Linked DNA regions of Homo sapiens: region 2 is linked to region 1. A link is an interaction called in ENCODE POLR2A ChIA-PET data of the cell type or tissue named here. Cell type or tissue: Panc1. All regions are shown on one strand. Links, peaks and the distances in the headings refer to the core of each region. The heading gives the core; the rest is flanking DNA.

Evidence for each region. Peaks named below come from ENCODE experiments on the same cell type or tissue, not always from the same donor. Only the 100,000 strongest peaks of a DNase experiment are listed, where the experiment ranks them.
Region 2: POLR2A ChIA-PET joins it to region 1 with 10 read pairs; 2 of 35 experiments call an interaction of 5 or more read pairs at or near these places.

What each region holds. Positions count from the first base shown.
Region 1 is chr11:35,622,579-35,625,497 of GRCh38, forward strand. No RefSeq gene overlaps it. Among named protein-coding and RNA genes, the nearest start is that of FJX1, 5.6 kb to the left of the region's middle. In Panc1, for the core only: no CTCF peak of the experiment used is centred there; a DNase peak (open chromatin) is centred at 1,311; H3K4me3 peaks cover 317 bases; H3K27ac peaks cover 669 bases.
Region 2 is chr11:36,157,301-36,160,219 of GRCh38, forward strand. The region is part of intron 4 of LDLRAD3 (low density lipoprotein receptor class A domain containing 3); the gene reads left to right. Among named protein-coding and RNA genes, the nearest start is that of COMMD9, 130 kb to the right of the region's middle. In Panc1, for the core only: no CTCF peak of the experiment used is centred there; no DNase peak of the experiment used is centred there.

The sequences.
Region 1 (2,919 bases), core at 140-2,639:
CAAATCATTTCTCAAATGAACAACAACAACAACAAAAAAAAAAAACTTTCAGACCACAGCATGATTTGCAAAGAGTAATGGGTTCTACAGGCAGACAATATTCTGAATTCTGTTCCTTACCTACCTTCAGCAAGTCATTTAACTTAGTTCCCTCATCTGTGAAATGGAGATTTGATCAGAATATTGTGGGATTTAAATGTTAACATATAAAGCATACAAGCACATACAGGTGCTTCCAAAAATAAAAACAAAAAACCTCACTTCTTATTCCTCTTTAAAAAAAAAAAACAAAAAAAAAAACAACTTTTGCCCTTCTTACGTTCAGTAATTTCCATCATCAAAGTCAAATCTGGCTGTTTCCAAGGTCAGTGTCAGTTTTAAACATGTGATAGTAAATTGGTTCAATAAATTGTTTACTAAGGACCCTCTTCTAGCGCTATGCAAGGCACTGGTTCATAAGGCCAAGGGCACAGGTCCACATGGGTTTGAGTGGGTGATTTCAGGACCCAAGCAAACTTCAGCACCAAGGCAGCTATACTACAAATATATGAGGGTGGCTTAAATTAAAAAAAAAAAAAAAAAGCAGATGGCTTATTGCAAATCCATCACCACTTCTGGAAAGCTTCAAGAAGTGATGAATCTGCAAGGACAACCCTCTTCCCTATTCTTTCTGCCAAGTGACAGTAGGCAGTTGCCCTTTCTCCCTGGATTTGACTTTTGATTAATTCGCTTTGTCAGTGACATAGTTCTAAACTCTATTAAGTGTACTCACCCTCCTGTCTTCGAATCAGAAAGAAAAACAAATTATTTTAACACATCTCAATGTTTCTCAACCTTCTGCCTACAACTGCAGCTAGGAGAGTCCTCTAAGACCTTGAGGTTGATTATGTGGATTAAATGAGTAAATATTTATAATATCGTCAGAATAGTGCCTGGCACACAGCAAATGCAATATAAGAGTTTATTGGTGAGGTAGAACATTTCTCCTCTAACTCAAAAACAGAGGCACCTTAAGTTCCAGACATGATCCTCTTTCATAATCCTGTTCTATCTCTGCAGTTATAGAACAGAATCTACATGCTTCTGTTTTGACCCAGGAAAATCAGCTAGAGTGCTTGAGTCTGGCAGGAATTACCCAGAGCCCACAGCTGTCAGCTAGCTGTCTTGTTTCTGAGCATGCCCTCTAAGTGAGTGGTCATATGTACTTCCCTCTTTTTCACAAGGAGGCTGTAATTCTATTCCTCATGTGGCCCATCAGCTCCAGGGAGCAGTGAGCTGTGGAACTCCAAATCTTCTGAGCTACCATGAGCTATCCGTGAGTCATGGACCATGCAAGCCTAAGCGCTGATATTTTGCCCCTGCGCACACCAGCCCGCATCACACAAGATCGCTGATCCCAAGTGGTAGAAGGGCCGTGGGAGTGCTAGAGATGGAGAAAAGGGAATTCAGAGCATAGGAAATGCTCCAAAAGAGAATAGAATGTCAGCTGCCAAGGCAGTACGGAAATCAAAGGACAAGGGTTGACATCCGCCTTCAAGCATATTTTAGGCATTAGAGTCTAATGGAAAGGATACTGAGAGACAGGAGACCTGGGCTACTTCTGATACACTGTCTGATTTGAGAAAATCATTTCCCCCTCTGGCTTCAGTTATCTTGCCTGCAATGGGAAGATATTTGATTAGGCTGATAATTTCTAATATTTGGACCAGAACTCACAGTAAGACACATATATTTTATATTGTGACCTCAGTTAGACAGAGAGACACACATACCACTGAAACAAAAATTTCACAAAACAGTATGTATAACATACTTTTTCTCTTTCATTCAATGTTATTCTATTCCTTCTCCTCCTTTATTTCCTAACGCTAACTGTGGCCCTCTAAATTGATTTTGTAACTCATCGGTGGGGCACAGGCTGCACTATGCAAAACACTGGATTAGATCATCAATAAGCTCCCTTTCAGCTCTAAGATTCTAGGGAAATTCCATTTATAACCAGATTACTACCTACTACAATATTTCCCCAAAGGCAATACAAACAGACTTCAATTTTGTACATTCTTTAAAAACAAAAGACTGTAGTGCTTTATTTCAAAATGTCATTGGGAGAACTGCTCAAAATCTTACATAGGGTCTTTCTATAAATACTTGAAAAATTCCCTAAATATGGGAGGTGACTTTCAGTCTGTTCAAACCATGCATGAGCAGATAGTGCTTTGAAGCAAAAATAATAATAATAATCTTTTGCATCTCTGTCTCAATATGGCCCAAGGATGACTCAAGAGGACAGTTTCTCTTCTATGTATTCATAAAGATCAGATGTAGGAATCATAATTTTTTAATGTTACTGTTTTACCAGTTTCTCTTTCTGTGTCCTGCTGTGGGGGAAACTGCATTAATAAACTATGTCTTAATGCTGCCTAACTAGAATTTTTTTTCTCTGCAGGACACCACTAAATATAGCTAAAGGAATGCTTATTGTATTTATCTTTCCAACTTTCTTTCCATTTTGAATATGTCTTCTTGACACTTTGGAAATTTTTCTCCTAATGGCACCTTAGTTTTTTTTTTTTTTTTTAAATAACAGAGAACTAATTGTTCATTGAGTAACAACAACAAAAAAGAACTCCTTTTTTTCTCTTTCATCTGTGCCATATGGTGTCTTTTATGGTTTTATCAGTTATTTTACACCATATGCAGAAAAATGATGTAGAACTGGCATTTTTCCAGTACCAAGTCACAGATTTTACTTTGCTGAGAAATTGTGGGTTAAAAAATAGAGAGGTATCACTTTTAATTAGATAGCCCTACACCATGCATTTGTCTTTGCCTCTTTACACCTTCCTCATAGTGATTTTTTCCTTTTAATGTTCAGTAAAGACTTTGTCCTCACCTCACAACTGGCCTGGAAAGGCA
Region 2 (2,919 bases), core at 216-2,715, 530 kb after region 1:
AAACTCAAAATGAGTTGTCCAGATAAAGGGAGACCTCTGGGGGATGCCAGACAAACTTGGTCTTGTCAGAAGAGAAAAACTTGAGAGGGAGTTAATTGAAGAGTTTCCCACATTGCAGCTTGTGAGTGGTTCTGTTGCACTTTTGTTGATTTTTAAAATTTCTTTTTATTTAGTCAGTTTTTAAAGTCCCAAATGAACCATGGGGTTCTTGGCCCAGAGAACAGATGAACATTGGTTAGGCCAGGGAGTTATTTTCCAGCAAACTGCCCATGAGTTAAACTCCACTCTGTGGATTGGGGGTCATGATAAGGGAAGGGAGCCCCTACTATTTTGCGGGTCTCTGTTTTGAGTGTCTTAAAATTCTAGTGGAGTAGGAGCCATTGGGACCATCACAGGAAGATATAGCCCCTGGGTGGGAAGCAGGGTGTCTGTCTTTTGGAGGGAGCGGAGTGTCTCCATTTCAGTTGTTGCTGAGACAGGCAAGGTCTGGTGGTTGAGGAAACATCTTTTTCTCTCTGAGCCTCTTTTTGAGCTTAGATTATAAGGAATCTAGATCTGTCACGGGTAGATGCTTCCAGGTTCTGGGAGCAGAAGGCACTGCTACAAGGAGGCAAGTTGGGGACTCAGTAGAAGGTAACCTGTTGGTTAGTAGCTGTTAAGCAATTTGGACCCCAACCTACAATAAGAACTACTTTTATATCACAAATATACAGATAGGAAGTCATTCTACATTCAGCACACTGACGCAGGTATTTTTTAATACATTCTATTCCCTTCTTTTCGTTTTATGCTGGCCCTGACCCACTATGTTAGTTTCTGTACTTATTATACTATTTGGTTGAGACCTGATGTTGAAAAAACATTCCAGTGGGATAGTCTATGAAGATAGCCTCAGCACATGAGTTATGAGAGCTGCCTCAGCTGTGAGAGTTCCAGGCACGTCACTGTCCGGGGGTAATTCCCTTTGAGTTTCATTGAATTTTAAGGAAAAAGCCCCCTTGCTCTTCCTCAAATGCACCAAAGACTCTCTCACCCCAGGATCTTTGCACTTGCTGTTCTGTTCACTTAGAACACCTGTCTTCCATATACCCAAGGGTCCACCTTCAGCTCTTTATCAGGTGCCACCCTCTCAAGGAGAACCCCATCCCCATCCCCACCCCCTGTTTAAAATTGCAACCCATCACCAACCCCGCTCCCTCTTCGTTCCACTTACCATGTTCTGGGCTTTTTTTTTTTTTTTTTTGCCACAGCATTTATTATCTTCTCCCAAACAATATACCCTATAACTTTTTATTATATCTACTCTCTGTCTCTGCCCACTACCATGTAAATTCTGTGAGGGCAGGAATTTCTGTTCTGTATATCATCATATCCCATCAGCTGGAGCAGTGCCTGTGGTGTGACAGATGCTCACTGAAGACTTTGTGGAATGAATAAATGAATGAATTAATGCTGTTAAAATGATAGCCTCTTCTTACTACAACTGTCTTTTATTTTTTTTAATTGATACGTAATAATTGTACATATTTACAGGGTACAATGTGTTGTAATCCATGTATACGTTGTGTAATGATCAAATCAGGGTAATTGGCACATCCATCACCTTATATGTGTGTCATTTCTTTTGGTGACTACATTCAGAAAGGTCTAGCTATTTTGAAATATACAATACATTATTATTAACTATAGCTGCCCTACTGTGCAAGAGAACACCAGTTTTTCTAATTGTAATTTTGTACGTGTTGGCTGCTTTCTTAAATTGTGGAAATTAAAGGAAGGGCTGAACTGTTACTCAGATTTGAATAGAAATGAGGAAGAAGAAGAACAGTGAGATAAGGAGATAGTGACAGTGATACATGTTGACAATTCCATTGAAAAAGAACTTGGCCGGGTGTGGTCGTTCATGGCTGTAATCCCAGCACTTAGGACACGAAGGCCGAAGCATCGCTTGAGCCCAGGAATTTGAGACCAGCCTGGGCAACATAGTGAGACCCCCATCTATATAAAAATTTTAAAAAACTTGCTGGGTATGGTGGTGTTTGCCTGTAGTCCCAGCTACTGGAGAAGCCGAGGTGGGAGGATCACCTGAGCTCGGGAGGTTGATTCTGCGGTGAGCCGTGAGCACGCCACTGGACTCCAGCCTGAGCAACAGAGTCAGACCCTGTCTCTAAAAAGAAAAAGGAGCCAGATGCGGTGGCTCACTGCTGTAATCCCAGGGGAAGCCAAGGCAGAAGGATCACTTGAGGCCAGGAGTTCAAGACCAGCCTGGTCAACATAGTAAAACACCGTCTTTACAGAAACTAAAAAAAAAAAAAAAAAAAAAAAAGCCAGATGTGGTGACATGCTCCTGTAGTCCCAGCTACATGGGAAGCTGAGGTGGGAGGATTGCTTGAGCTTGGGAGGTTGAGGCTGCAGTAAGCCCAGATCATGCCACTGCACTCCAGCCTGGCAACAGAGCGAGGCCCTCAAAAAAAAAGGAGAACTCAGGGGACAAGAATCAAGGTGGCAAAGGCCTATGACCTTTGCCCACAGAATAACCACCCCTACCCTGGAGGGCCAGGACGGTTCCTTCCTCTCCTTCCATCCCAAGCCTGAGTCTTATGTTCCCTGCCCAGTAGTGAGTCCTCCGGCAACTCATCAGCAACACAGAGCCGCAGGGCTTTTGTTGGGACCCCCTTGAAAACACTCAGTCCCACGTTGCTGCACATTGCTAGTGGTTGATAAGACCGTTGCAGGAAAATTTATAAATCCGTGGCCTTACTGGCTGTGAGCGAGGCAGATAAGCCACAGTCTGACAGAAAGAAAAGCATCTCCCTTCCCTGTTCTTGCCTGAGATGCAAAGAATAAACCTGAATCTGTGTGGTGAATGAACGTCCTGGTGAAGTGAACGTGATAAAATTCCAGCTTGCTGTTTTGTGG